Regions from separate parts of the Homo sapiens genome. Here region 2 is linked to region 1. The links are chromatin loops, found by intact Hi-C in ENCODE. Cell type or tissue: A673. All regions are shown on one strand. Each heading gives the region's core, and the rest is flanking DNA. Links, peaks and the distances in the headings are about the cores only. Region 1 overlaps PTPRD (protein tyrosine phosphatase receptor type D). Region 2 has its middle 120 kb from the start of LINC03131.

The links. Peaks named below come from ENCODE experiments on the same cell type or tissue, not always from the same donor. Only the 100,000 strongest peaks of a DNase experiment are listed, where the experiment ranks them.
Region 2: a loop joins it to region 1, with 3.0 times the contacts of the local background. A loop is called at or near these places in 1 of 110 quality-filtered maps.

What each region holds. Positions count from the first base shown.
Region 1 is chr9:10,359,465-10,376,272 of GRCh38, reverse strand. The region is part of intron 2 of PTPRD (protein tyrosine phosphatase receptor type D); the gene reads left to right. Among named protein-coding and RNA genes, the nearest start is that of PTPRD, 250 kb to the left of the region's middle. In A673, for the core only: a CTCF peak has its summit at 9,904 (motif pointing left); a DNase peak (open chromatin) is centred at 9,872.
Region 2 is chr9:10,833,934-10,850,741 of GRCh38, reverse strand. No RefSeq gene overlaps it. Among named protein-coding and RNA genes, the nearest start is that of LINC03131, 120 kb to the left of the region's middle. In A673, for the core only: no CTCF peak of the experiment used is centred there; a DNase peak (open chromatin) is centred at 7,351.

The DNA of each region.
Region 1 (16,808 bases), core at 6,914-11,913:
GGTAATGCAGCAGGAAACAGAAAAAAAAACAGGTAGCATATCAGCAATTAATAATACCTGATAAGAAATGACTTCATTCATTTTGGCTCATCACACATCAGTAGTAACTAGTCTTATAACCTTTACCTAATTACAAAGTATTCTGAAAAATGCAGGGAAGCACATTAAATATGAGATGAACAACACTTTATCAGCCATAGTCCCTTACACAGAATAGGCAAGTCAGTAAAATATCTTTGATAAAAATATCGTGTGAATAAGAGTGTATGACATTATAACAAAAGGCAAAGATACTATGTTAATGAAGAAATCCTAGAGACTTAAAAGAAAGCTAGTTAATATGCAACAGATTTGAAACAAATGAAAGGATAAATGCAAATTCAAAATAGGGCACGATAAGCTAATCTCAATATTTAGAAAAATTTGACAAATAATTGCTCCACATTGTGAACACTATCTCTTATTCTGAAGAGAATACCCAAGATTTTCAGAGTCACTTGGTAAAAAATCTCAAAGGTTTTCCAGATATTCTATCACCACATATCATAACTTCAAGTACTCTTCTCCTCAAAGGGAAAGTAACAAAGCAGAATTATTCATTGGGGATTATGGTGATAAAATATTCACAATTCCTATTAAAGCAATAATGTGCCAGTTTTTAAATTACTGAACTATTCTTTTTGTTATTTCCAAGGGAATCTGATTAGCAAAGATAGAACATACTAACATGGTTTTGCTTTGGGATTCATCGCATGTCTGATTAAAGAATATTTAAAAATACATTTCAGATATCTTCTCCTCACTTGCTATAAAGAGGCTGAAATGACAATTAGGTAGTCTCATGGTTATTAAATTCAGAGGACATGAAGGTACCTTGTAACTTGGGAAATTGAACCAGAAATGCACATAATAACGTAGACAGTAAAAAGAAATAAAAGGATCAGACTTATAGTTTTAAAATAGATCCAGTTCTGCATGCATAGAATTATCCCCCAAAGCATTCTGTATATAATTTTAAGCATACAAATCACCTTGGTCAAGCAACATGATAATGCAAGTACAAGCCTCTACTTAGAAATTTAGTTACTTGCCCCAGTAAGAAGTGGTCTGAAAATATCTATGTTGCCATGTAGAAAAAGTAAATTGTCTATTTTTTTCAGATTCTTTGAACCTTGCTTATTGATCCAGCCAATTTACATAAAGAACCTATTTTAATATAAGCAACCCAGTTCTATAAACCTGTAGTTAACAATAATTCAAAGATGTTTTTATCTAGTTTTTCTATGTTTCCATAGTTCAATACAATTATATGAAATAAATATCCCATGCTGCTGTAACCCAATGTTTCACTGCAGTTCCAAATTATTGAGCATAGGGTGAATTTTCAAATTTGAAATTTTTAATGACTGTTTAGTGAGAGGTCACAAATTACATCAGTACTGTTTTCAAGTAGTCATATATACCGCCCCCCACCAAAATTAACTGATTACAGAAGAAGTATATTTTACTTATGAATTAGAAGAGGTTCATTTTTTTCTAATCAAGTGGGTCCTTTCCAATCATAGAGAACATGGAGCTAGCAAATGTGTGGAAAACTGCATCACGCTTCATATTACCACCTCCCACTTCTTTTAAAATGAAGGGAGAGGACACTAAACGTAGGCAGGATTAGGTTCTCCAATTCAATTCCAATTCATATATTAATCTGATGATCTGTGGGTTCCTGAGGCATCTGAGTGTGGCTCCTATGATCAGGAAAGAGACAGTTATTCCGTGGGCAAGTTCTGGCGGGTGGAAAAGAACAAGCACGGACCAGAGTGCTTGTCTTTTTGCATTAGCCTTTCCCTGAAAGAGTATCAAGGGAAGAGCCAACTGGACTAGTTATGTTGTTTATCAAGAGCAGCCAAATATTTATATGCACATTTAACCCCTAGATAATGCACTATCACTTAAATCAAATACAATTATAATTCTTACATTGCACCTGCCTGCAAATTCAAACTTCTGTATTTTGACACAATTGCCTCTACTTGTTTATGCATTAAGGCCTATAGCATCAACTAATTCAAGAGTCATTTTGATGACCAGAAAGGGAAATTTTTTAATAACTAATAACTATGTTGGTATTTGCAAAGAGGACCCTCAAAAGGGCTTTCCTAAGGATTCCTACTTATACATAACTTATACATAACTACTTTATCTATCTCACAGCTAAAGAGGCATGCATAGTATTTGTACTAAATTAAGGCCTGAAAATGTTGATATAAACAGATATTTCGGGGGATGATCTGACCAAACACCAACCAGGTAGATATGCCTGTGATTGATGTGAACTCAACAACCTAAAGGAACATGATGATAATGTAAATAAATGAAGTGGATAGGGAATAAAATATGGTAAAATGAAGAGTGTAGTTTTTGGCTTCAGGAGTCAGCAGCTGCTAAGCTCCAGCTAATTGTTGACATGTTGAAACATGGGTTTGGTATTGACAAATCTTCTGATTTTTACACAAACTGAGAAATATGGCAAGGCGTAAAGGTGGTATGTCTCAAGAAAGGTAAGAAGAACAGATATTGGAAAGAGAAAGAGTGAAAAAAGAGAAATTGAGGCAAAGATCATCAAGGTGCCTATAGCTGGGGAAAAGGCTCAGGTTCCTGCAATAAGAGACACAATTTTCTATTTTCCTTTGACTTCACACAGTTATTGAAGGGCATTAGCTTAACTAATGATCCAGTGTCCAGTTCTAGCTACTTATTTCAAACACTTGTATGCTGTTTCACAAGGTGATGATTCAATTAATGATGAGTAAATATATAAGTGAGGCCAACAAAGCTCATATACTGAAAGTTAAGTTGTATTCAAATACAAAATAATCTGAATGTTAGATTCCAAGAACTGTCCAAGTATAGAGAACAAGGAAAGTTACTTGAAAACATAAATAGGTTTTCAGTAGAGGCTAAATTCAGATCAATTCATGCAATGAAATTTTTTATTTGACTCTATAAAGTTGATTACTTTTATTGGTTTTACTCACAGTCTGAATAGATTAACCTCACTTTTAACCCATTAGATATATTATGCTTTATGTTGAATTTTTGTAAACTTCATCAATTTTTTTTTTTTTTTTAAGTATAAAGACAGGCCGGGCACAGTGACTCAAGCTGTAATCCTAGCACTTTGGGAGGCCAAGGCTGGCGGATCACTTGAGGTCAGGAGTTTGAGACCAGTCTGGTTGGCATGGTGAAACCCTGTCTCTACTAAAAATACAAAAATTAGCTGGGCATGGTGGTGGGTGACTATAACCCAAGCTACTCAGGAGGTTGAGGCAGGAGAATTGCTTGAACTCGGAAGCCAAGATCGCACCACTGCACTCCAACCTGGGTGATAGAGCAAGACTACATCTCAATAATAATAATTAATAATAATAATAATAATGTATAAAAACAAATATTTTGCATACTTTTGGTTCTACCTTTAGGCCTAAAAGCTAGTCACACTTTGTAATGAGATTTTGTGCATATAAACATTAACAAGAACGCTAGTTAATTGCAAACTCATGAAGCGACTGAACTTACAAGTTATCCATTTTGTAACATACTCACTATGTACTCACCATGAGCCAGGCACTGATGGAGGCTCTAGGACGTAATGGAATATGTAAAAGTTTAGAGTAAAAGGAAAGGCAGCAATGCAAAGGTAATAGAAAATGTCATGGGTATGAAAAGTGTTAATGGCAGACAAAGTAAAATTTAAGGTAAGAATTCAAGGCAAACAGGAACAAGGCGGCACTCTTTTACTAACAAGTGGTATGAGCTACAATCCAGATATGTGTCATTGACTATCCAAAGTCCTGAATTACATGACAAAAATATCTAAGCAAAAACTTCCAGGAACAAAAGGAATACTAATCAGAAACACAAAGGCATGTGGCACTTTTACAACCTACTCAAAACCTGTCAAATAATGCAAACAACAAAACAGAGGGCATTGATATGAATAATTTATCATATAATTTCATATTACTACTAAGTATACGTGGAAATCTAAAGGAGAGGAAGGGAGGTCATTGTAATAAAGCAGTTATTAATGAATTTCAAAATGAAAAGAAAACTGTATTGTACTAAAGTCTGTTTTAAAAATTATTCTCTTTCTCCTTCTTTCTTTCTATTTTCAGCACTTGCTCTGACTTTGTGTTGGCCCCATTTTCTCCTACCATTACTGGATTCCAAACTCCTTTGTCTGTGCCCTACTCCCCACTGTGCATGTGGTTGATAAATAGCTGTTAGCCATTAGCATCACATCTTTCAACTAAGAAGTAGTTGGGTCATTTCCATGACCCAAGAGTTAAAGTAGATCACATAACAGGAATGAGAATCAAAATGCAATCAGCTGTTTTACCAGCAACAGTGAGAGGTACAAGGCAGTAGGTATGTAATTCTGAGACATACACCATATGCTCCCAAAATATTCCAAGAAAATGGTTTCTATACTAAATTTATATGCTCAGCCAACTTTCTAATCATGTAAATGATCAATTTCCTTTATGCTATATTTCCAAATGTGCACATTTACTTCATGTGTATATTTGTCAGGAAGATGTTCTGAGATGATCTCCACCAAAATGGAGTAGTGTGACAAGAGGGAGAGTTGGGTTAAGGGAATTGAATATTCATTACAGGAGAAAAGAGAAGAAGTTTCCAAGATAATGATAACTGGAATTCTGAAGAGGACTCAACAGACAGATAAATAACTTGTTCAGTTTGGAGCAGGAGGACAAAGTGCTCTGGTAGCTAATACCAGATATCATTTTAAATGGTATCAAAAGGTTTGTGACAATATTAATTTGAAAAGTAAGATGTAAAAATAGAGCGAAACAGTGAGGAAAAAGTTGTACAAGAAAATAAACATAATACTAATATGCAGTTCAACTCAGTTATATAGCCAACGATAGTAGCATAAACCCTCGGTAGCAACTGGTTATGTCACTATACTATATTGGTTGCATGGAAGACAGCAAGTATGTGTGGATGAGAGACTGTAAGGTATTTAAATATATATCATTCATATTGTCTTCAGTGGACAATATCTAACATTCAAAATTTTACAATAAGAGCATAAGCCTATAATTTAGAAAAATGGAGATATATAATAATAGAAAAAAGCTGAAAGTGTTGAAAAATATGATCACTGAGAAGCACAAATTTGGTTGGATAGGGAAACTAATGCTTTTCATTATAACTTTAAATTTTAAATTTACCTATTTTATTCTGAGAAAAATATTAAAATCATTTTGAAAAGAGGCATATTTTCTGCCAATTCCATCAAACAGAAATACTTCAGGCAAAGATCACATGTTTAACTCCTCTGAACACTCACTCAGACCAGGGGTGAGGATTATTGATCACAGAGAAACTCATTATATGTCTGCATCTGTGATCTCAGGAGAGAAGAGATCTTTTATCAAAGACAGCATTAGGTAGGAAATGGGACCATCAAACTGACTTTTCAGACTACTTTAAAAAGGGATGCATGTAGGTAGAATTTTTTAATATTTAAGAAAAAATTCTAGCTTCTTAATTATGAAATATTAAGCATGGTATATTTTTGAAGATTTCTAAATATATTTAGATGAGTAAAATATTCTGTCTGCAGAAATTTCATAGAAAGACTTCAATTCAAAATGTATTTTCATTTAATTTTTGATTTGATTAATTCAATTTCAATGTATTTCAAAATTCTACATAAATGTTTCCCAAGGCCAAACATGTAGAAGTTTAGTATAGAACCGTTTGATTTTCAGGTTGACATGAAACAGTAAGTATTGTACTATGTCAGAGAATTCTTACACTAAAAATAGAATAGCCCCAAGAAAGGAAAATATTTCACAGCGTTAGTGTCTTCCGCTGAAAATTAAATTAATGCAGTCACTCTTCACCTGAAAATTTTAGTAAAGCACAGTTAAGTGGCTTGCTTGTGAACATGCGTTCTAATACTTCCTTTCACTGATTACATTCACTACATTTTTAATGAGAAGAAAAAGATAAGTGAGGCTTTTCAACATAAGAACTGTGAAAATAAATAATGTTCTCAAATATGTGACTTAACAACGTCCTACTGATAAGCAAACCATCAAATAAGTGATGGTTCAAGTCTCTTGTTTCAGTCTTTGTTCCATTGTGAGCTGTAAGACCTCATTCAATGTACTGGATCTTTCTCTGTCCCAGTTTCAACATCTGTAGAAAAGGGATAATAATAGTGCCTGCATCATAATATGGCTATGACAGTTTGATGAAATAATATATGTATAGTATTAGGACAATGCCTCGCATATAATTAAGCACAAGCTCACTACTTGTTCTCATTATTGTTCTTTTTTTGACACTATGTTTCTATTTAATATGACATGCTATTTATGCTTTCTTAAAACTTAACCGAGAGATAGGTATTTTTTATTCATTAAAAAATTCTAATGTGCTGTGTAGCTCACTTAATGCTATTCTTTTGGAAAGTATTGAAGATTAGCTTTCAAGACTTACTGTCTGATCCAGAAGCCGTCAGTCTGGTGAAATATTCAGTGTATAGAAAAAGAGAATGGGGCGACTAGGCAGCAGTCAGCAATTATTACTTAGAAGAACCAAATTAAATGGGCTGATAGTTAGAAGAGGAATTTTTTCCTTTTAGGGTATTTCTTTAAAAATCATCTGGTTTCATTTCCACTAGCCTCATTCTTATACATACTAGAAAACACTTGGCTTTCAAAGTTGTGTTTAGGTACTTGCTATTACAATTGTGGCTGTTCGTATGGATACACTCAGCTGTCTCACCTACTTTCTTTGTTCTCTCACTACTGTCTCCACTCTGTCCCCGCCATTACCACCACACCACCAGGACAAGAACACTAGATGCCTGGCTATGAGAATTGAAGCACACCTGCCATTTCATGTTTGATCTTTTGGGAAAATAGATGCAATGTGCTAATTGAATAGAAAATAAAGGATAATGGCATCTTGAACTGTTAAAACTGCTAAGAATTTTAGAAAGTATTTGCCAAGGTCTAAACTCCTTATTTTATCATTAAATAAATGGACCCTAAGAGGAAAAATAATTTGCATAAGTTTTATTAGCTAGTAAATGGAGAAACAAGAACTAGTCTATACATCTTTTGACTTCAAATTTAGCACAATTTTTTTAACCATGGTGCATGCCTAAGTTGAGACACTTGGCACTGTGTTTTTGTTTTGCTTAATTTTATCAAACATAATTAAAAAAAACACATATTCCCCAGAACAGATATGACTGAAGCCATTAAAATGGGTAAAATAGCTCTGTCCTGTGTGTTTTGCTGCTTAATCATATCCTCTGGCTACTTCATCTTTTTAAGCTCAAGAAAATCACTAATTTAGTTAGGTAAAAATGTTGATGAAAGGTCCTTCTATGAATCAGTAAATTTTTGTATCATGATTTGCCATATGTCTTTCCATTAGCATTCCAAAATAGGTCTAATTATGCCCAGGCTGAGTTTTGTAATATTAACATCATCATATGTTTAAGAAAAGATTATGCTAGACTTGATCATAAGTCTTTTTAGTTCCTTCCCATAAGTGAGATTAATATCTAGTAATCACAGCCTACCTTTAAAAGGACAGAAATTTCCTAAAATTACTCAATTACAATGTTCTGTATTCTTTCTAATATTTCTGTATCCTGCATTAAAACTCTATTACTTTAATGACATTGCTTTCAAATAAACACCTCTAATTTATCGATTTAAACAAAACCCATTGCATTGAATGTATTCCTGAGAAGGGTGAGAGGTATTATTTACTATCCATCATGTACTATTTCATTTCAGTAGGTGAACTTAGAACAAAAATAGAAGGACAAGTAAGGTGTCATCACTGTCTCTAGCAAAGAAAATCCATTTCTAAGTCTTTCATTAGATATCTTTAGAAGACATTGTAGGTCTTCTATCTATGAGTTAGATAACTTCTTTTTGTATTACATTTACTCTCTTTTTTTCTAAGTAAATTGTAAAATTAGTGAATATCAGTAACATACACTACTGAAAACAACATATAAAGAGGAAAACTCATCATTTTTGTCTTACATATTTTAAAGACAACTTACCAATATGTGTCAAAGGCAGCACATATAGCCCCTAAGGCTGTCTCTGCTTACACTCAAATTATGCTTGTCTATGGTTGAAAACACCTGCTATAGCCCTAGCTTATTTCTAATACTATTAGATATAAGTTAGATAATACAACAAACATAAAAATGATAGTAATTAATAATAACAGTAATGGCTGTTACTCATTGATCACCAACAATGTGCTGATATATTTTGTCTCTAATAAGTGAAATATACATGTAAAGCAGATTTTCTTAACCCTTTTTTATAGCTATGGGAGCTAAAACACAAGGAGGTAAAGTACTTTCCTACAAGTTCCAATCAAGCATTGTCTGAATTTAGAGTAGATACTGTCTGTATCCCATTTTGCCTTTCTTGACATAAAATAACACTTTGAACACTCTAAGAGCTTAGAGGAGAGAAGAATCAAAGGAGTAGTAAAGAAAGGCATCTGTGGCAAGTGAGAACAGCTTCTTACATACTCTCTTCTCCCCGCCTTCTCATTTTTCACTTTTATTCATATTGACTTATCTCCTTTAATTCTTTTTACTTTTACAATCATTGCACTTTTATTTTGCTTTTGGCTTGTTATTTATTTCCCCATTGGGCTTCCAGGACGTGAAACTTTCAACATTATTTTACTCAAGTATTTGTGTTCCTTGTATCCCCACAAAGCTGCAAACCAACCCAGTGGCAGTGGTTGGCTCAAACGGTAACACAGTAGGTAAAGAGGTAGGCAAGGAAGTGGGCAGAACTCTTCCTTTTATGATTATTATATCTTCCATTTAAAGAAAGGTCAAGATGACTTGAGCTCTTAAGAGGGTTTCTTAAGGTAAACACCAAGGATTTCTTCGTTACCCTTTAGGTAAGAAAGACAGTGGAAGGCTTTGGCACAATTGAATTTTCTCCTTAATTTCTCTCTTAACTTGCAAGTTAAATACATTTTTGTCATTACTCTAAGTGATTCCATTTTTCAATAAGGAATAGCTACTCTACATTGTAAACCTGTATCTATCAAGAGGACAGGATATATAAGGCACAGGTCCTTTTTTTTTTTTTTTATGTTTGTCTGTTTCTTTTTTCTTTTGTGAAAATAAACTATGTATACAGAAAAGTACACAAGTTATAAGTCTAGGTGAATTACAGCAAAGCAAACCCACCCATGTATTCACCACCCAGGTCATGAAATAAAGCCAAGAAACTTCCTTCTTCCTAATCATTATCCTGGTGTTCTTTTCAAAAATTAATAGTCTATACTCATAGTCTTCTCTTCAAAGAGTGATTTCAAGTAAAATGTTTTCACAAAGTCAGTTTTGCCAAGGAGAATTATGAGTTTTTTTAGTGCACGTATGTATGTGGCATCAAAACATGGAGCAAGTACGTGGCAATAAATATGAACAAGATAGGTTGTGTCTTGATAATTGCTTAAGCTGAGTTGTGAGCAAATGGAGGTTCATTACATCACTCATCTACTTTCAGATGTATTTCACAATTAGAATTCCCATGATTATAATTATAAAAATAGCAAAAATAACAAATATGACAATTTTATGTTGTGAGTCTACATACATCAGTAAAAGTTCTATTTAGTCTTAAGTATAACAATTCACTGCTTTACATCTCTATATTTTGCTTATCTCAAGATCCACTTTGTCTGGTATAGTGTGCTCATTCCACAGTTTTTGGCTGTCCTGGGAACAACAATCTAGTGCAACTCCAGCAATGTGAGTTATAGTGCAAATGTCAAACCAGAGCAGCATCACCATCTAGAGGTCAAAATGATAACTGCAAACTTTCTCACCTTTATGAGCCTTCCGTATTCTGTATACATAGCAGTTTATGTGAATGTACAGAAAATAATGTTTGCTATTGTTTTCTCTCCAGTTGGGTTTCCAGAAAGAGATCATGGCATAAAGCAGGAACCACCTGTATTTACAGATGGCATAGGGAAGCATACATCGCAGAGCCATATATCAGCAGCACTACAGCATGTTTCAACCAAAGATGAGCCTCCCACATGTCAGACAAACCACCTACATTGGGACCACAGCAGTGACAGTGTTTTTTAGCACATTCCTGATAATGAAATCTATGTTGAACTCAACATGAATGGCTTTTCCTTTCTCTTGGCAGTCAACAGCCTACACCATTCTGCATTTGACTGTTTAGTTTATTCTCCCCTCTGGAAAGGCATGACTATGGAAACAGAGTAGAGGATATTTTGGGGATTTATGAAACTATTAATATAATTTACTCTCATTGCTGTGCTTTCTACAAATATTTTCCATCCAAATCGGAGAAATTATTGACATAGCAATGTGGGAGATAAAATGCCCTATTATTTATTATAATTAATATTATTTGTAGTATTAACTATTGAACTATTATTTCAATATCAAAAGTTATGAAGTAGAAAATAGAAAACCATTGGTTAAACCTAATGGTTTGTTTTTATTTATTTATTCAGTAAATGTTGACTGAGCTCCTCTTATGTTCTAAAAACTATGAGAGAATCCCTTGCCTGCTAGAAGTCGATAATCTGGAGTGTCTCAGAAAATACATTTAAAGTACGATAGAAAGTCAGTGATAAAGTACATTCTACTTGAGGAAATAGGAAAATACTTCAAGTATAAAGAATCATCTTGAAGAATAAATAAAAACTGTCAAGCTGAAAATATGGACAGGAATATTCTAGACAGAACAGAAAAAGTGTGTGCTAAGAAGATTTTAAAGGGCATGGTTTGTTGAAGTGAGAAGCTGATGTAGCTACTTGGGAAGAGAAATAGTTGGGACTGTGGCTGGAAACATAGTCAGGGGTTACGTTAGCAATGTCCTTGTATGCCTTACTAAGTAGTTTGGGCTTAAATCTATAAGCAGAGTGGACAACTTAACATTTTTTAACCTGCAAGTGGAAAGACTGTATGTGGTTTTAAAAAGCCTGTCTGAGGAGAGTATCAAAGAATAATTGGAGAACTGGGAGCCATGAGAAAGTCAGGAGGTACCACAATAGTCCAAAGAAGAGATGATGAGTCCTTCAGCTAATGTAGTCTCGCCTGAGGTAAAATTAATATTGGTTGGTACACTTTGATGTAATAAAGAAAAAAAGAGAGAATTGTTAAGATGTCTCTGAGATTCCTAATTAATGAGCAGGTGGTAATATCATTCAGCACAGCGCTTATTGGCTTATTTCGACAAAGAACATCTTTGTAGGAGATTGATATGTTTACTTTCTCTTACCATTGTACAGCGTTAAGTGGGGATGTCTAATGCACAATTGGAAATGTAATTCTGAAATTTTAGTGAGCTACGAAAATATAGATATCGTATGGTAATAGAGATAATAGATTAGCTTATTATAGCAGAATATGCTCAGTGAAAATTAATGTGAACCCAGGGGATATGATGGAGAAGAAAGACCATGCCCCACTTCCCTGGCAATTTTGTAGGCCTGATTGTTCTATATCTTAATTATTTGTTGATATTCAATCTGTGACATGTAAGTTGCTGGAGGAAGTCTGATTCTTGAGGTTAAAGATATAGTTGGATAGAATATTTCAACTCTTTGAAAATTTCAAATATATTTTTCTAAGAAATGCATAAAGAGAAGCAGCCTGGAGTACAGCAGTTAGGAGTACAGATTTTTAAAATTTGTATAAATATATGGGTTACAAGTGTAATTTTGTTACGTGCATAGATTGTATAGTGGTGAAGTCAGGGCTGTTAGAGTACAGATGCTGAAGCCAGAGTCCTTGATTAGCCCATCAAATAGATGCTATAGCTTGGGTGACATATTTAACTTTGCAGTGCTTTGGCTTTGTCACCTAAAACGTGGAGGTAATAGACTGGGAGTGGTGGCTCATGCCTGTAATCCCAGCACTTTGGGAGGCCAAGACAGGCGGATCACGAGGTCAGGAGATCGAGACCATCCTGGCTAACGCGGTGAAACCCTATCTCTACTAAAAATACAAAAAAAATTATCCGGGCATGGTGGCGGGCGCCTGTAGTCCCAGCTACTCCGGAGGCTGAGGTAGGAGAATGGCATGAACCCGGGAGGGGGAGCTTGTAGTGAGCCGAGATCACGTCACTGCACTCCAGCCTGGGCAACAGAGCAAGACTCCATCTCAAAAAAAAAAAAAAAAAAAAAAAAAACCCGAAAATGTGGAGGCAATAATAATAGTACATATTGATTGGGAAGTTATGCCTGGGAAGCAAAAAAAATTCCTATAATACTTAGAATAGTGTCCAGAAGCAATTAAATATCGTAACAGTATTTGCTAAATAAATACTGATTACTTTCTTTAAAATTTTCCATAGCATCTATCTACATGTGTGAAATGAATGGAATCAAGCCTGACCTTTTCATTGCAAAAAAACCCATAAGGGGTCACATTTTATTGGTTTATTTGGACAATGGTTATCTATTGAAATCCTGGAATCATGAATGAATCCAAAAAAATGTTGACGTGGATGATTTTGCATTTTTCCATTCTAATTTTAACTGTAAGATATCTTGCCTTTTCAAATGGTTAAATATGTGTTGATTTGTGTTTAATCCATAGAAAAGGTCATAGAGAAAACATTTACAGTTGGAAATATCCAGACAAATCATTGCACCATGTCCCCAAGTGGAGCTTGAAGAATTTAACATCACATGTGACAATTCCAGTAGCAGTGAGAAATGTCACTTTTCAGTTTGTCCTAAAATAATGGCGACAGTGAAAATAAGAAGGGAAGTGTGTAAAGAAATCTTGATGCACAGAGGGCTTATTTACTATTTCTTATTATAACTTGTAAGTGATTTTGATTTACTTAAAGCTGAAAGTCATATCTATTATTTACTTTTAAGACTTTGATACTCAAAGAGTTGTCCTTGGACCAATAGCCTTGACCTCACCTGGGAACTTCTTAAAAATGTGGAACTTCAGGCCTCATTCAAGAACCTCCAAATCATAATCTGCATTTTAACAAGATTCACAATTTGTTGTATAAATATTAAAATTTGAGAAAAAATAAATCAGAAAATCTAGAGATTAGCAACAGATAGATAATAGAGTTGCTGGAGAATCAAAACTAAACAAAGAACCTCACTTTCCAGCTGTACTTCACTGAATTTCTGATATAAACTTACATTATAAATAGCAGACTTCTATTCCAAAAATATTTATTAAAAGCCTGTTCTATACTAGTCATTGTTCTGGGTTCTAAAGATACAGTGGTGAAGAGACTAGGCAAAGTTATTTATTTATTTTTTTATTTATTTTGAGATGAAGTCTCACTCTGTCGCCCAAGCTGGAGTGCAGTGGCACGATGTCGGCTCACTGCCACCTCCACCTCCCGGGTTCAAGCGATTCTTCTGCCTCAGCCTCCTAAGTAGCTGGGATTACAGGCACGTGACACCATGCCTGGCTAATTTTTATATTTTTAATAGAGACGGGGTTTCATCATGTTGGCCAGGCTGGTCTCGATCTCCTGACCTCGTGATCTGCCAGCCTCGGCCTCCCAAAGTGCTGGGATTCCAGGCGTGAGCCACCACGCCGGGCTGACAAAGTTATTTTACTCCAGCTGTTATCACTCGATTGTGCTCTGAGAGAGGTAGAGAAAATTCGTGTGTAAGAGTAAGAATTTCAAGAAGTAGACTTCTCTAGACATTGAATTTTTAGAAAACCTTCTACATATTCTTTTGTTGTATAGCTTTGCCCAGATTCAGTCATTGCTCAGTTCCTTTTGATATACTGGAGCCAGACTGCCTGGGTTTAAAAGCTCTTTTCCTCAATTCTCTCATCTGAAAAAAAAAAAAAAAAAAATTTCTCTGTCAGAGGATTGTTGTGAAGATCAATGGGGCCGAAATACACAAAGTTCACAGGGCAATGCCTGACATATAATAAGCTCCATGTAAGTGTGAGAAATTGTTACTGTTATGGTAGTGAAATAAACATTTCACTAGTACGTTTCTCTTTTCTGAGTATGATTGTTGAGCGATTAGCTCAAGCTTTGGCTTATGTACAAATTTTCTTATGAAATCAGCCACCAGTGGATCCTGAAGCATCTCATTAGTTAAGCTGTGGCAGTTGCTGACTAGATGTTGATGGAGAAGACCCCATTCTCCAGATTCTGTCCTGGACTGAAAACATGAACATGAAAATGCTGACATCTTAACCATGATACATTTCCTTCATTTTTGCATAATCAGAGATAACTTTTTCTTTTGTTCTCTGCATAGAAGAAATATGTGTGCCCATCTAATTTGCTCTGAGCCTTGCTCATGTCTCCATGCTCTTTCTCCTTAATCTCTGCTTCCTCAGTATAGTTTATTGGTATATGAGCAGGTATTTAATTCTTGCTTACCTTGGTTCCTTATCATGAGTTTTAGTAAAAGTGGTGACTCTTATTCTTTTAAATAGTATAATACTATTCAATACCTAACAGGAATGGTAAAAGTTAATGAACGATCATATAATAGTAAGTGTTCCTAATAGAGATTTTGACATAGAATTTTGTTTCTTTTCCAAGTAGAAATGGGTATCAATTAATTCAGATTCTTTACTGATTCTCTGTGCATTTTGAATGCTTATTTCGGGTGTATAGTAGACACAACTGTATACATGCTACTTGTGGTCAGGGATTGGCCTTTCAGCCCCTTTTTTTCCTGCCCCACACCCAACTGTCCACTCTGCTACTCAAAGCACAGCATTTTGTAACTTACCCCTGTACCCTTGTCTACATCGGTGGTTCACAAACTGTGGTCTGAGAACAAAACCCTTTCTGAAAATCTGTGACATCAAACTATTTCGATAACACCAGGGGGTTATTTGCATTTTTCACTCTTTTCTCTTATGAGTATACAGTGAAGATTTCAAGAAGCTCCATGACATGAGATACCACAACAGATTGAAAGCAGATGGAAGAATCTACCTGTCTTCTGTTAAGCCATACAATATAGAAATTTTAATGTCAAACAATGCCAATCTTCTCAATACTTTTTGACTTTCAAAATAAGGGGTCTTAATGACAATTTTTTGTTTATTTGTTTGTTTTGTTTTTGAGACAGAGTCTCGCTGTCGCCCAGGCTGGAGTGCAGTGGCTCCATCTCGGCTCACTACAAGCTCCGCCTCCCGTGTTCACGCCATTCTCCTGCCTCAGCCTCCCGAGTAGCTGGGACTACAGGCGCCCGGCACCACGCCCGGCTAATTTTTTGTATTTTTAGTAGAGACGGGGTTTCATCGTGTTAGCCAGGATGGCCTCGATCTCCTGACCTCGCGATCTGCCCGTCTTGGCCTCCCAAAGTGCTGGGATTACAGGCGTGAGCCACCGCGCCTGGCCTTAATGACAAATTTTACAGGACCCTTTAATGAGATTGCTTTTATCAGTTAACAAAATGTAAATGTTTTCAAAGATCTTCATTTTAATATTTAATACAGTAAATATCATTAGATTAAAAACCGTGCTAAATAAAGCTTTTGGGGGGTCATCAATAATTTTTATGAATCTAAAGGGATTCAAAAAAATATTAGAAAACTTCTGGTCTGTAATATTTTCTTGGCTGCTTGGGACAAGAGAAAAGCTGGTGCATGCCATGTCGTGACTTCTTTCTCACACTCTCTGACAACTCTATGTCCTTTCCAATACTTTGCCTTTGCAAAGTGGAAGAGAAGGAGAATGATAGAGGGAACAAAAGAAAATGTGACATGTTATGTGGATTAAAGTCTTTTTTCTAGACAATGACATGCCCTGCAGAATGGCTAGCAATGGCATGACATTGTCTGATATAGTAAAATAAATGGAGCAGCATATAAAACTAATTGTGATGAGTTTTGTGATGTACTTAAAATACCCTTTCTAAATTTTTATTAAAGTCCAATAACATTGTGTTGCATAGGCAAAGAAACTGAAGCCAGGATTGATAATCCAACTTGCTCTGAGTGACTGGCCTGATAGTGTCCAAATCAAGAGTAAGAACTCAAATTTCCAGCCTCTAGTTTTATTATATTACTATGTATCACATAAAATTCAGTATCTGCGTTTTTCAGTAGGACAAATTATGACAATAGTTATATAGAACTCTATGCATAATGCAATTTCTCTTAATAAAAGCCTAACGTGAACTAATAGATCTGAAAAGGAACATTGAGAAAAATGTAAATCTGTAGCTGACATTGGCCAAAAATTTGTATAAAAGATTCAAATGCAGCTTTCAAAACAACATATACAATTCTCCCTGTAATTTGGCAAATTATTCCAACAGCCTGTAACACTCTTGATTTGGAGCTTCTATGGGGGTTATAATTACATCTCAACTTTTAAAACCATATCATTATCCATTCAGTGAATAGAATGCATTGATAAAAATCACAGTATCCCCTAGTGTACACTAAAATTGTTAAGCAGAATAATTTATGCAAATTACTTATAGAGTTAATGTATGTTAAATAGGTTTAATTACACTGCAGAACTTAGTTCGCTGCAGCACACACAATTATTTTTAATTATAAAACAGATATTTTCGAGATTTATGTTCAACCCATTACACTGCCAGTTAATACTGCTTTTCTTCCTTGCTTTCAGAAATAAAGAAAAGAGATTAATAATTTGTGCCAAAATCTTCTTGTTACTGAAAAGCTTAGGTACATTTTAATGTTAGCATTTTTTGAGATTTAAAAGTGACAAAATGCTTTTGGG
Region 2 (16,808 bases), core at 4,372-9,371, 480 kb before region 1:
GTTCAATATACACAAATCAATAAATGTAATCCAGTATATAAACAGAACCAAAGACAAAAAACACATAATTATCTCAATGGATGCAGAAAAGGCCTTTGACAAAATTCAACAACCCTTCATGCTAAAACCTCTCAATAAATTAGGTATTGATGGGACGTATCTCAAAATAATAAGAGCTATCTATCACAAACCCACAGCCAATATCATACTGAATGGGCAAAAACTGGAAGCATTCCCTCTGAAAACTGGCACAAGACAGGGATACCCTCTCTCACCACTCCTATTCAACATAGTGTTGGAAGTTCTGACCAGGGAAATCAGGCAGGAGAAGGGAATAAAGGGTATTCAATTAGGAAAAGAGGAAGTCAAATTGTCCCTGTTTGCAGATGACATGATTTTATATCTAGAAAACCCCATTGTCTCAGCCCAAAATCTTCTTAAGCGGATAAGCAACTTCAGCAAAGTCTCAGGATACAAAATTAATGTGCAAAAATCACAAGCATTCTTATAAACAAATAACAGACAAACAGAGAGCCAAATCATGAGTGAACTCCCATTCACAATTGCTTCAAAGAGAATAAAATATCTAGGAATCCAACTTACAAAGGACGTGAAGGACCTCTTCAACGAGAACTACAAACCACTGCTCAATGAAATAAAAGAGGATATAAAAAAATGGAAGAACATTCCATGCTCATGGGTAGGAAGAATCAATATCGTGAAAATGGCCATACTGCCCAAGGTAATTTACAGATTCAATGCCATCCCCATCAAGCTACCAATGACTTTCTTCACGGAATTGGAGAAAACTACTTTAAAGTTCATATGGAACCAAAAAAGAGCCTGCATCGCCAAGTCAATCCTAAGCCAAAAGAACAACGCTGGAGGCATCATGCTACCTGACTTCAAACTATACTACAAGGCTACAGTAACCAAAACAGCATGGTACTGGTACCAAAACAGAGATATAGATCAATGGAACAGAACAGAGCCCTCAGAAATAAGGCCACATATCTACAACTATCTGATCTTTGACAAACCTGACAAAAACAAGCAATGGGGAAAGGATTCCCTATTTAATAAATGGTGCTGGGAAAACTGGCTAGCCATAGGTAGAAAGCTGAAACTGGATCCCTTCCTTACAACTTATACAAAAATTAATTCAAGATAGATTAAAGACTTAAATGTTAGACCTAAAACCATAAAAAGCCTAGAAGAAAACCTAGGCAATACCATTCAGGACATAGGCATGGGCAAGGACTTCATGTCTAAAACACCAAAAGCAATGGCAACAAAAGCCAAAATTGTCAAATGGGATCTAATTAAACTAAAGAGCTTCTGCACAGCAAAAGAAACTACCATCAGAGTGAACAGGCAGCCTACAAAATGGGAGAAAATTTTTGCAACCTACTCATCTGACAAAGGGCTAATATCCAGAATCTACAATGAACTCAAACAAATTTACAAGAAAAAAACAAACAACCCCATCAAAAAGTGGGCAAAGGACATGAACAGACACTTCTCAAAAGAAGGCAGAATAATTTGAATTAACAATAAGAAATGCATCAAGAATACTTTTCAAAAATTATGAATCTAGCATGGCTTTTCACAAGTAAGCTGCTATGTAGTTTTATGAGGCTCTGGTTTATCCTGTGCTCCCTATAGCCTTTTTGCCAGGGAGTGTCATGTTCTCACATGGAATTCAGCCAGGTTTTTGGGATTGTTTCTGATAAGAATATGCTGAAAGGAGCAAGAAGTTTCACTTTGCAGGAATCTCCTTAGACTGAAATGTTCAGTAGCTCAACACCATTGCCCAACAAAGTAGCTAACTGAGGCTATGGTTATGATTTCAGGTATCATATCCGAGGTCTGCTCATTAGAAATAAAAGAGGAATGGACACCATTCAAGTAAGTGAGTTATTTGATGGATCACTTATGGGAATAATCTTTGTAAATCTAAGCTTTAGAAAAGTCTTTATGGTGAAAATACAAGTATCCAAAAATGATTTTCTGTCTTTTATTTTCTCTGGAAATCAAAGCATGTAGGGAGTATTCTTTACACAAATATTCATTTTTTTTCTGTTTTTGCTATATCATATTTATTGTAAATTAAAGCAATGATTGCCTAACATTATCATCCCAAAGTGGTAATGCTTAACCTTATTATAATGTTCTTTTTATAGCCCTGAAGGCATATTCAAGTATTCAGTGTAAAAGATGAACAGAGGATCAAGATAGCAAAGGACTAGAAAAAACATAAATGTATTGTTGTTTCAGCTTAAATAGAAAAAAATCATGTTGCAAAGAATAGTCATTCATTCCTTGACAAAAAGAATCTAAATGAATATGTTTCCTTCTTTTCTAAAATGAATCACTAGTTTATGAATTACCTAATCCCTTAATCCAGATTGAAATCCTTTAATCCTGCTAAGAATATCCCAAAATGGGAGTTAAGAAAGGCATTTCAAATGAATTCATAATTGTACCAATAAAAGTATACACTTTGTTTGGGGCAATCCTGTCCTCAGTTGCTTTATAGACCTTTATCTGTTCCAGATAAACAGATAAACAAACAAGAAATAAGCAGCCTCAGAATTAACAGATAGCAATTGAAACAGCTAAGAAGGCATATTTCTTTTGTTTGCTACAATATCAAATGTATACTCAAAGTACTATATATGTATTATTTTTATTCATTGGTGTATTTAGGGCTTCAACAGTGTATGTTTTGGGAAAAATTATTACAACTACTGAAAATAACACTAATAATGATGATTAAGAATAAGAAATAGGACTGACAATTTGGAATGATTCCCAGAAGCTATTGACTAGAAAATATCTTGCTGGACAATAGAATTAACTCTATACATAATAACTGGTTGGAAAAGTGCTTCATAAGTTCTGTGAATTTCATCACTTATAATTTTTTATTGTTTTTGGTTTTATCTTTGACCAATAGGGATCAAGAAATACACAGTTTTCTGCTTGGTTGGGAAACTAAAATTATATGTTTTTATATGAGAGTAGAGGAAAATGCATTATTAAATGTTGGTTACATAGAGGAGCTTCATAAATATCTGTCGAGTGATTATTTCGTCCTGAGCACAATAAATCACAGGGCTGGTTAAGTCCGTCCTATGATTCTTTGTAACATTGCTTTTTACTGTTGTTTTTGTATTTTTGCAGTCATCCTAGAAAGAGTATTCACTTTCATGATAACTAAATATATTATGGTATTCGGGATCAGATAATAAAACAAAATAAAAATTATTAAATGAAAATATAGTGTGAAATTTAGTGAATAGTAATGCATTAATATTTGTTAATTTGACAAATGTAACATGCTAATATGTGATATTAATATAGAGAATACTGGATGTGATATATAAAGACATTTTCTGTACTATCTTTACAATGTTTTTCTAAATGTGATCTATCCTAATATTAAAAGTATATTTTTAAAATAAAAGGTAAATTTTTTTAGCTATACCAAAACTGGAAAAAAATTATCAAAAGATGATAAAGGAAATAAGATGTTTAAAAATTAAGAAATATTAAAATGTTTTATGCAGAAGAAAACTGGATGCTGGAGGCATCATGCTACCTGACTTCAAACTATACTACAAGGCTACAGTAATCAAAACAGCATGGTACTGGTATCAAAACAGAGATATAGACCAATGGAACAGAACAGAGCCCTCAGAAATAATACCATACCTCTACAACCATCTGATCTTTGAAAAACCTGACAAAAACAAGAAATGAGGAAAGGATTCCCTATTTAATAAATGGTGCTGGGAAAACTGGCTAGCCATAGGTAGAAAGCTGAAACTGGATCCCTTCCTTACACCTTATACAAAAATTAATTCAAGACGGATTAAAGACTTAAATGTTAGACCTAAAACCATAAAAACCCTAGAAGGAAACCTAGGCAATACCATTCAGGACATAGGCATGCGCAAGGACTGATGTCTAAAACACCAACAGCAATGGCAACAAAAGCCAAAATTGACAAATGGGATCTAATTAAACTAAAGAGCTTCTGCACAGCAAAAGAAACTACCAACAGAGTGAACAGACAACCTACAGAATGGGAGAAATTTCTCCAATCTACTCATCTGACAAAGGGCTAATATCCAGAATCTACAATGAACTCAAACAAATTTACAAGAAAAAAACAAACAACCCCATCAACAAGTGGTCGAAGGATATGAACAGACACTTCTCAAAAGAAGACCGTTATGCAGCCAAAAAACACATGAAAAAATGCTCACCATCACTGGCCATCAGAGAAATGCAAATCAAAACCACAATGAGATACCATCTCACACCAGTTAGAATGGCAATCATTAAAAAGTCAGAAAACAACAGGTGCTGGAGAGGATGTGGAGAAATAGGAACACTTTTACACTGTTGGTGGGACTGTAAACTAGTTCAACCATTGTGGAAGTCAGTGTGGCTATTCCTCAGGGATCTAGAACTAGAAATACCATTTGACCCAGCCATCCCATTACTGGGTATATACCCAAAGGACTATAAATCATGCTGCTATAAAGACACATGCACACATATGTTTATTGCGGAATTATTCACAATAGCAAAGACTTGGAACCAACCCAAATGTCCAACAATGATAGACTGGATTAAGAAAATGTGGCACATATACACCATGGAACACTATGCAGCCATAAAAAATGATGAGTTCATGTCCTTTGTAGGGACATGGATGAAATTGGAAATCATCATTCTCAGCAAACTATCGCAAGGACAAAAAACCAAACACCGCATATTCTCACTCATAGGTGGGAATTGAACAATGAGAACACATGGACACAGGAAGGGGAACATCACACTCTGGGGACTGTTGTGGGGTGAGGGGAGGGAGAGCATTGGGAGATATACCTAATGCTAGATGACAAGTTAGTGGGTGCAGCGCACCAGCATGGCACGTGTACATATGTAACTAACCTGCACATTGTGCACATGTACCCTAAAACTTAATGTATAATAATAATAATAATAATAATAATAATAATAATAAAATAAAATAAAATAAAAGGTAAATTTTTTTAGCTATACCAAAACTGGAAAAAAATTATCAAAAGATGATAAAGGAAATAAGATGTTTAAAAATTAAGAACTATTAAAATGTTTTATGCAGAAGAAAACTGTTGCCATGTGGAAACCAGAACTCAAGCAATAGAATAAAGAGCAAAAGAATGGCAAATATGTGGCAAATATAAAATGTATTCTTTTAATCTCTTTAAAATATAATGTGTTGAGCAAAAATAATAAAAATGTTTGTGAGGTTAAATCTTATAACCAAAATGTATGGTAGCAGCAGCAAAAAACTGAGAGGCAAAATAGAAGGATGCTCATGGATGGTTCTTATACTATATATGAAGTGGTGTAATATCATTTAAAGATTGACTGTGATCAGTTGAGGATGTATAATATAAAACTTAACTAACCATTAAATGAACTGGAAGAAAAGAATAGAGCAAATAAGCAAGTTTATAAAATGGAATGATAGAAAATACTCATTTATTCTATAGAAAACAGAAAATAGGGAAAAACAGGGACAGAGGGGCATTTGGATAATAGAAAACAGTAATGTGGTAGATTTAAATCCAACCATGTCAATAACCACATTAAATTCAAATGGTACATAATCCAGTTGAAAGGAAGAGATTATCAGATTAGAAAAATCTATACCTGATCATGTGCTGAATATAAGAAGCCCAACTAAATTTAAAGATATAAAGTGAAAAGGTGGAAAAATATCTACCATGCCAAAAGTAATCAAAACTAAAGGAGTTATATTAATATCAAATGAACTATATTGCAGAGAAAAATATTCTAACATGGATAAAGACTGTCACTTCATAAGTTTACCAAAAGGACAGAAAAACCCTGACTATTTATAAACTCAGTAACAAGACTCACAGATTTACAAAGCAAAAACTCAGAGGACTGTAAAAATAAATAGATAAATTCACAATTATAATTGGATACATCAACACTCTTCTCTCAATAAGTGATAGAAAATTTTGACACAAAATCAGTAATAACATAGAAGGCTTAAACAGTCTATCAACTAATTTAACCTGCTTGGTATTGGTAAAATATGCCACTCAACAATGTAGAATGACCATTCATTCTCCTCAAGGCCACATGAAACTGTTACCAGGATAGACCATATTCTGAGCAACAAAATTATGCTCAGTAGATTTAAAAGGATTCAAACTATTTAAAGTATGCTTTCTGCAAGATAATTAAATTTAAAATGAATAACAAGATATTTTTAAAATTTCCAAATATAAGAAATGAAGCATCTCTAACCAACCCATGATCAAAGACAAAAAGCAAATTAGAAAGTGTTTTAAGCAGAATGAACATAAATGCAGTTATCAAATTTATGGAATATAGCTACAATGGGGCTTAGAGGGATACTTATAGCACTAAATGTCTGTATTAGAAAAGTAGAAAGGTCTCAAACTAATGACCTAATATTCCATTTAATAAAGCAAATAAAAAGAGGAACTGTAACCCAAAATATGTAGAATAAGATAAAGATAAAAGCACAAGTAATAATATAGAAAACAATGTGTAAAATCAAATAGGCTGAGCATGATGGCTCATGCATTTAACACTAGCATTTGGGAGGCTGAGGTGAGAGGACTGCGGGAGGCTAGGAGTTTGAGATGAGCCTGGGCAACATTGTGAGACTCTGTCATCACTGTATATATATGCCAGTCATCATGGTGTGTGCCTATATTCCCACCTACTCAGGATGCTGAGGCAGGAGGATCGCGTGCCCAGGAGATGGAGGAGGCAGTGAGCTATGATTGTGCAACTGCACTCAAGCCTTTGTGACAGATCAAGATCCTGTCTCTGAAAAAAATAAATAAATCATAAAATAAATCAAATAAAAAACAGTTATTTGTAAAAACTGATACGTTGAATCTACTTCTAGCCAAATTAACCATGCAAAAAAGGGAGATGACAAAACTACCACTATCAAAATTGAGAGAGAGAATATCCCTATAAATCAGATAAAATAATAAGTGAGAAATCTGAATAACCTGTGGCAGTTTAAAAATATTTCTATAATTCTTTATAAGTCCCCCTTTGAAAAGTAGAGCTTTATTGTGCTCTTCTCAGTGAGGGCTTGATTTGGTGATTTGTTTCTAATGAATAATGTAAGGTAGAAATGATTATGTACCAGCTTAGAAGCTACATAATGAAAGACATAGTGGCTTCCTTCTCTCTCTTGAATCACTTGCTCTGGGAGTTTTCATATTGTGAGGATACTTAAGCACATAAGCAGCTTATGTACAGAACCATGTGGTAAGGAAATAAGGCTTCCTGCCAAGAGTCATCAAGGAACCCAGGTCTTCTTCCAACAGCCGTGTGAGTGATTTGTCTTTGAACTGGATACTCTGACATTCAATTCTTTTGAGGACTGCAACCACGTGAGAGACCTTGAGCCAAAAACATCCAGCTAATCTGCTCCCGAATTCCCAACCAGGAGAGTTTGAGACAATAAATGCTGGTCATTTTAAGCATTACATATTGTGGCAATGTGTTACATAAAATAGTTAAGTATAAAAACTTTATGTCGACCAATTTGACAATTTAGATTAAATGGACAAATCCTATGAAAGATGCAAAATAATGGCATTCAGTGAGGAGTAACCTGAATAAGTAGCCTGAAGAGCTTTAAATAGATTTCAAAAATTAAATTTGTAATTTAAAATTTTTCCAAAAATAAAATGCCAGGCACAGAAGTTTTCTCTGGTCATTTCTACCAAAAATTAAGGAAGAAAGAATAGCAATTCTAAGAAAACGCTTATAGAAAATTGAAGAAAAGGAAACTTCCTCATTTATTCAATGAAGCCATCATTTTCTTACACCAAAACCAGAAGAAAACATTGGAAGGAAAAATTATCTGTTTAATTTTCACCAGCCCTTATAGAGATGCAAATTTTCTTTCTCAATTTTAGTGTATTTAGTGCGTATCAAATATGCTAAACAATATATAAAAAGAATATATATCTGTGTGTTCAAACTTGTGATAATACTTTATGGAAAAGTGAGTTTACTCTGTGAATGCAAGATTAGTTCTACATTTGAAAATAAATTAATTCACCTTTTCAAAAGAATAAACAAGAAAACCTATATGAGCACCCCAATGAATACGGAAAAAATATTCACCAAATTCAGTATTGATTTATGATTAAACACTGTAAACTAGGAATAGAAAATAACTTTTCTCTATGACAGGGCATATACCATAAACCTACAACTAATGTCATACTGAATGGTGAAAGACTGAATGCTCTTCTTGTAAGAAAGATTAAGAAAATAGTGGCCGGGCATAGATAATCCCAACACTTTGGGAGGCCGAGGTGGGCAGATCATGAGGTCAGGAGTTCGAGACCAGCCTGGCTAACGTGATGAAACTCCGTCCCTACTAAAAATACAAAAATTAGCTGGGTGCACGCCTGTAATCCCAGCTACTCAGGAGGCTGAGGCAGCAGAATTGCTTGAACCGGGCGACGGAGTTTGCAGTGAGCTGAGATCTCGGCACTCCACTCCAGCCTGGGCGACAGAGCGAGAATCCATCTCGGGGGGAGGAAAGAAAAAAGAAAATGGATGCCCATTCTCGCTACTCTTATTCAGTGTTCTCCTGAAGGTCCAATCCAGGGCAATAAAGCAAGAAATAGAAAACAATTGCATACAGATTGAGAAAGAAGAAATAAAACTGTCTCTGTTTGCCTTAACATGATGGTCTGTGAAAGGCAATTCAAAGAATCTACAACAAATACTATGATAAGTAATACCTGAGCTTAGAAAGATTAAAGGATATAAACTCAAAATACAAGAATCAATTGTATGCTTGTATACTAGCAATAAAAAATCAGAAAGTAATTTTTAAATTAACATTTACATAGGGTCAAAATTATGAGATACAAAGTATGTGCAAGGTCTGAAGACACAAAGCTACCAAATTATGTTAAATAAAATTAAGAACAAAATAAGAGATCTATCATGTTTACGGATAAGAAGAGTCATTGTTGTTAAGACATCACTTTTTCCCAAAGTGATAAACTCAACAAAATGTCATTAAGTCCCAACAGGACTTTTTGTAGTTAATATTGTAGTCAATATTGAAATTTATATGGAAAGATAAATAATTAGAAGCCAAAATGATTTTTCTACAGAAAAATTAAGTTGGAGGACTCTCACTACTGGATTTTAAGATTTACTAAAAAGCTGGAGCAATCAAAAGTGTGGTATTGATAAAAGGTAGAAAGTAGGAAAATGGAACAGAATGAACAGTCCAGAAATGGAGCCACTTACAGTCAATTGATTTTTAACAAATGTGGAAAAGCAATTAATGAAGAGAAGATACTCTTTTAAATAAATAGTGCTGATACCATTGAATATATGCATACACAGCACACAAAACAAAACAAACAAAAACCTTGATATAGTCCTCACACTCACAAGCATACATGTATAACTCAAAATAAATTGTAGACATGTACATGCAAAATATGGAACTATAAAACTGTTAAAAGTGAACAGGTAAAAATCTTTGTGACTTGGGATAAGATATCAGTTTCTTAAATGCAACAGTAAGTGGACACACAATAAAAAACAATAATAAATTGTAATTTATCAAAATTAAGAACTTCTGCTTATTAAAGGTCACTTTTAAGTGACTGAAAAGAAAACAGTGAGGGAAAATAAAAGCCACAGTTGGGGAGAATATTTGCAAATCACCTCTCTAACAAAGGACTTGTATAAAGAACTCTCAAAATTCAATACTCCGTATATAACAAGGCTTCCCTTTGGTAAAACTTTGTCACATTTTCATTACTTTTCTATTCTCACCCATAACCTTCTTGAGGTCCTAGGCTTTTTTTCAAGAGTCTCCTCAAAGCATTTTCAGCTTTAACTTATTGCCTAGTCTCAATGTCAATGTCACTGGTGTTAGGTGTTTTTATGTCTACTCTCCACTTTTAGGTGCCAAAATCTGTATTATTTGTCTATTTTTGCATAAAAATCTAACTCAAAACTTAGTGGCTTAAAGCAACAGTAATCGTCCTTCACTTACATGACTTACATGACTTAGTGATGCTGAAAGTCCACTCAGCTTGGTTGTGATCCTCTCCATGTGGACCTCTATACCTGCTGCTGGGGCTTCCTCACACCATGGAGACTTCTGCTAAAAGTGACAGTCCTAGCAGAGCAAAGAAAAAGTGCATGACCTTTTGATCACCTAGTTTATAGGACAGTATTCATAATGGGAAATGTTATTACATTTTTGGAAAATACACTCTGCCACATCCAGTATACCTGATAGTAACTACAGTATTTATGTAAATTGGCAACAATTCTGAGCCTTGGTTTTCTTATCTTTAAAAGTAGATAATAACAATATAATCTCAATTATAGATTTGTTGCAAACTAAGAGTGAGGTAATGTATGTGAAGTATGTAACTCAGTTGCTAATACATGCTGTTAAATATCTAATACTTGGTGGTTGTTATCACCATCACCTTTGATGTTATTACCACTACATTTGTTCCTTCTTGGTACTCCTCACTAGTTGGTCTTCTTATACTTAAATTTGAAATGCAAATTTCCAGAAATGCTCTGCTGTCTATTATATCTTTTAAATTGTATAACTTTGGGAAATCTTATTCAATTTTCTATTTTCAGTTATCACTTAAATGCAATAAACTTCCAAATATATATCTTAGGTCAAAGTCGCCCTCTTAAAATTTAGAACTATACTTTTACAGGCATGTGTTGCTTAAGGATGAGAATACATTCTGAGAAATGCATTGTTAGGTGATTTGATTCTTGTGTAAACATCATGGAGTACACTTACATAAACTTAGATCATATAGCCTATTTATTATACACCTAGGCTATATGATATAGCTATTGCTCCTAGGCTATAAACCTGTACAGTATGTTATTGTACTGGATACTATAGGCAATAATAACTCAATAGTAAGTATTTGTGTATCTAAACATATAAATAGTACAGTAAAAATATGGTATTAAAGATTAAAAATGGTACATTTGCATAGGGTACTTACCGTGAATGAAGCTTGAAGAACTAACTGAAAGTTGCTCTGAGTGAGTCAGGAAATGAGTGGTGGTAAATCTGAAGGCCCAGGACACAGTATACTTCTGTAGGCTTTATAAACTCTGTATACTTATGGTGCGATAACTTTATTTTAAAATACCTTTTTCTTGACCAGGCATGGTAGCTCACTCCTGTAATCCCAGCACTTTGGGAGGCTGAGGCGGGCGGATCATGAGGCCAGGAGATCGAGACCATCGTGGTTAACACCGTGAAACCCCGTCTCTACTAAAAATACAAAAAGCGGGGTGTGGTGGTGGGCGCCTGTAGTCCTAGCTACTCGGGAGGCTGAGGCAGGAGAATGGCATGAACCTGGGAGGCGGAGCTTGCAGTGAGCCTAGATCACACCACTGCACTCCAGCCCGGGTGACAGAGAAAAACTCCATCTCAAAAAAAAAAACAAAAACCACTTTTTTCTTCAATAATAAATTTGCCTTAGCTTATTGTAACTTTTTTGCTTTATAAACTTCATTTTTTAAACTTTTTGAGTCTTTTGAAATCATACTTAGCTTAAAATACAAACACATTGTATAGTTGTAGAAAATTTTTTTATATCCTTATTCTATAAGCTTTTTCTATTTTTAAATTTTTGATTTTTTTTTTTTATGTTTTAAACATTTTTGTTAAAAACTATGACACAAACACACACGTTAGCCTAAGCCTACAAAGGGTCAGGATCATCAGTATCACTGTCTTCCACGTCCACATCTTGTCCCACTAGAAGCTCTTCAGGTGCAAAACCATGCATGGAGCTCTCACCTTCTATTATAATAATGCCTTCTGCTGGAATGTCTCCTGAAGGACCTGCCTGACGTTGTTTTACAGTCAACTTTTTAAAAAAATAAACAGATGGAATACAGTCCAAAATCACAATAAAAAGTATAGTATGGTAAAGACGTAAGCCAGAAACATAGTCATTTACCAACGTTATCAAGTATTGTCTACTGTGTATAACTATATGCACTATATTTTTATATGACTGGAAGCACAGTACATGTTTTTACACTAGCATCACCACAAACACATGAGTATATGACTGCAATGACTATGACATTATTAGGCAATAGGAATTTTTCAGCGCCGTTATAAATCTTATGGGACCACCATCTTTTATATGTGGTCCATCATTGACCAGAACATCATTATGTGGCACATGACTGTAACCCGCATTTTAAGACATTGCCAAGTGTCTTTCCCAAAACACATCTCAAATTTTACACATTAATGAACTCATAATTGCCCCTTGCTCCCAAGCATCTTCTTAGGCCTTATTTCCTTTATTAATCAAAGGGCACTAGCACCCACTGTCAGTTTGCCTCAGTCAGAAACTTGTTTGTACATAAAAACATTATCACCAAGATCAATCGACTTTTCTTTCTAATGTCCACCCCACTGACATCCTATTCTCTATTATTATTTCCACTGTTTTAACTTTTGACACTCACCATTTTTTCTTAGAGTAAAGCAGTAGATGCTTAACTAGTCTCTGTCTCCAGTTGGACTCTGCTCTGGTCTTCCTACACATACTGAGCTAGAGATCTCTTCAAACACAATCTTCATCACAAAATTTCCTTTTTAAAAAAAGGATTTCAATTGCTTCAAATGATTTCAGAATAATATTCAATTAGTTTAGCTTTATCTACACTGTGTCTCTCTTATACCTCATCTTATTCTACTCTATCCCTCAATCTATGCTCAAGCCATAGCCACAATGACTTGAATATTCTGCACTTGCATTATGCTATTTAACACCAGCATGCTTGTTAATATTATGTGGAATATACTCTTTCCAAACCCAAAGTACAATATGTGTTCAAATAGCTTCAATTCATTCTTAATTACCATATTTTTATCTGCTCATAGACATTTCCCTTGATCCTTAACCTTTAAGCCCTGTCTAATGTAACCCCAATACAAATGCTTTTACCTTGTGATTCAGTAATTCTCCGATAGAAATTTATCATAACATGGGTTATAATAAAACATCACTTTTAATTTGCTTTATTAATTCTAGAATCTATTTGTTGCCAGTTGAGGATCAAAACTATGTTTAAGTTGTCCTTGTAATTTTTTTTTTTTGAGACGGAGTCTCACTCTGTCACCCAGGCTGGAGTGACAGTGGTGTGATTTCTGCTCACTGCAAGCTCCACCTCCCAGGTTCATGCCATTCTCCTGCCTCAGCCTCCCGGCTAGCTAGGACTACAGGTGCCCACCACCACACCCGGCTAATTTTTTCTATTTTTTTTTTTTTAGTAGAGATGTGGTTTCACCACGTTAGCCAGGATGGTCTTGATCTCCTGACCTCGTGATTTGCCCACCTCAGCCTCCCGAAGTGCTGGGATTACAGGCGTGAGCCACCGTGCCCCACCCAAGTTGTCCTTGTAATTTTCATGGCTAGGTCAATCCTGGAACTTCAAAGTTTTTAAATAGATGTGTGCTAGAAAAAATAATCAAATGGTTAAAAAAAAAAAGTTTTTTAGAGTGAAACAATATTACGTCCGGAATTAGTGGGTTCTTAGTCTCACTGACTTCAAGAATGAAGCCGCGGACCCTCGCAGTGAGTGTTACAGTTCTTAAAGGCGGAATGTTTGGAGTTTGTTCTTTCCTCCCATCTGGAGCTGTTCATTCCTCCCAGTGGGTTCGCTGTCTCACTGGCTCAGGAGTGAAACTGCAGATCTTCACAGTGAGTGTTACAGCTCATAAAGGCCGTGTGGACCCAAAGAGTGAGCAGCAGCAAGATTTGTTGCAAAGAGCGAAAAAACAAAGCTTCCAGAGTGTGGAAGGGGACCTGAGTGGGTTGCCACTGCTGGCTCAGGCAGCCTGCTTTTATTCCTTTATCTGGCCCCACCCACATCCTGCTGATTGGTCCATTTTACAGAGAGCTGATTGGTCTGTTTTACAGAGAGCTGATTGGTCCGTTTTGACAGGGTGCTGATTGGTGTGTTTACAATCCCTGAGCTAGACACAAAAGTTCTCCAAGTCCCCACCGGATTAGCTAGATACAGAGTGCTGATTGGTGCATTTACAAACCTTGAGCTAGACACAGGGTGCTGATTGGTGTGTTTACAAACCTTGAGCTACACACAGAGTGCTGATTGGTGTATTTACAATCCCTTAGCTAGACATAAAGGTTCTCTAAGTCCCCACTAGACTCAGGAGCATAGCTGGCTTCACCCAGGGATCCTGCACGGGGGCCGCAGGTGGAACTGACTTCCAGTCCAACACCATGCATCCATACTCCCCAGCCCTTGGGTGGTCAATGGGACCAGGCGCCATGGAGCAGGGGGCAGTGCTGTTTGTGGAGGCTTGAGCTGTGCAGGAGCCCATGGTGGGAGGGGGTAGGCTCAGGCATGGTGGGCTGCAGGTCCCAAGTCCTGCCCCGTGGGGAGGCAGCTGAGGCCCCATGAGAATTTGAGTGCAACACCAGCAGGCCGGCACTGCTGGGGGACCCAGCGCACCCTCTGCAGCTGCTGGCCTGGGTGCTAAGTCCCTTACTGCCTGGGGCCGGTGGTGCTGGCCAGCCGCTCCGAGTGTGGAGGCCGCCGAGCCCACGCCCACTGAAAACTCACGCTGGGCGCGCAGCCCCAGTTCCCACCCGCATCACTCCCCCAACACCTTCCTGCAAGCTGAGGGAGCCGGCTCCGGCCTTGGCCAGCCCAGAAAGGGGCTCCCACAGTGCAGCAGTGGGCTTAAGGGCTCCTCAAGCATGGCCAGAGTGGGCGCAGAGGCCGAGGAGGAGCTGAGAGCAAGCAAGCGCTGCGAGGGCTGCCAGCACACTGTCACCTCTCAATATGATATATATAGGATCACATTTTACTTTCAATTGAAAGGTTCATGCACACAGACATTTATCCTAATAATTTATCAGAAATGAAACAAACAAATGAAATGTAAGTGTAGTGATATATTTCATTGTTAGTGTATTTTTTCCGAGTTTGTAATCCCAACGTGTCACTCTCTGAAGAGCTTAGCTCTATGTTGAAAGCTTTTTCAAGGACCAGGAAATGTCATTCACCCCAGTGTTTACAAATGTATATTTTCCTTAATTCATCCCTCTTGCCTTATTTAAATTAGAATTTTCGTTGAAATTTCATATATGAATATATTTATACAAAAATTCAGAAATCTCCAGTTCATTAATTTCCTCTACATTTTGACTCTTCCTTAGAGAATTTATTTAAGAACTTTGTTGGAAAGATAATCATGAAGAAAAGTAGTGCACTGACAGTTTAAATGAGAGAAATAAAAACCTTTGTTTCACAATAGTGGAAAGTAGTCCTTCAGGCAAGATGCCCTGAAGTAGGAGTATGGGAAATGAGTAGAGGAGACAACAGCATAACCTGCAGGGTCTGAAACATGGTTCAGGCTGCAATTATTGAGTTTTTTAATAACTACAGTTACTGATATGAACATATTCACTAGATCTAAGGATTCCTACTCCAAAGCAAAAGCGACATGAATACACACAAACAGACCCACTAAACTGCCCTAGCTATGACAAACCAGCAATTCACACATTTTATACTTTCTTTTGAAATTAATAGTATAAATATTGTTGTTCCCCAAATACTTTGCCCAGAGATAAATATATGAGAAATTTAGAATAGCTGGATATTTCCTTATTACTTTAGAAGGCATAGAGCTGTCAGTTTCCAATAAAAAGAAGTCATAGTATTTTAATTTTTACATCTTTTTGGCACCATGCTAATCCATTTTAATATAAGAAGTATTTTCTCTTTATTACTTTGAAAAGATGTTATGTTATAATGTAGGTTGCAGAAAACAAATGCAAATTATCACAGAACAAAATTTCAACAAGTTGAATTTTAAAGATCTGGTTAGCTTTTATTAAGGATTTATGAACAGGGCAGCACTCTGTTTATGAAACAGAAAGGCATTCCATTGGGACAAAACAGTTTTTTCTAAGGTAGCTTGAGTTGGATCAAGGAAATAACAGAGTGAAAAAAGCAGATTTGTTAACGTCGGGTTACTTCAGGTTACTTTATTTGCATGGGTTAACGCGGAGGGGACTTTATTTTACTGAGTCAGGTTGACTGGCCCCCTTTTGTTTGGTTGCTGTGAATCTCCTGTATTTGTTGTTGTTGTTGTTATTTGTTTCTTTGCTTGTTTGTTTTCCAGAAAACTGATCTGGCTATATATATTATAGCCTTGGCTATAATCTCTGTCCTGATTTTTGGAAGGTCAGATCTTACAAGTCAACAGCTTATGCTTAGGTTTGGTGATGTGAAACCTTCGCATTAGTGACTCCACTTTGGTTTGGTATGTTGGGGTCTAGTGCAGGAGCTCAGTCCAGAAAAAAAGCCTCCCATAGATTTTATTTAACAAAGGCAAAGCCTTATAGACTACCAGTTTACAAGGGAGGGTAATTCCAGAGAGCAGAAGGTAAAAAATAATGAGGCAGGGAAGGAGAAAAGTCACTTTAAGGATCAATTACTAGAGTTAAGTGAGACTGCTTGCTCAGTTTTGCATAATTATCTTCTGAAAGTCCATAGACATGACTTTTTATCAGGGTAGACTCGAGCTGAGGGAGGAACTCAAACAGAGTTAATCACAGTAGCCAAGGGCTGGGATATAGAAAGTTACCAGAGGTTCCAGAGACAGGAGACCAGTGAGGCTGAGG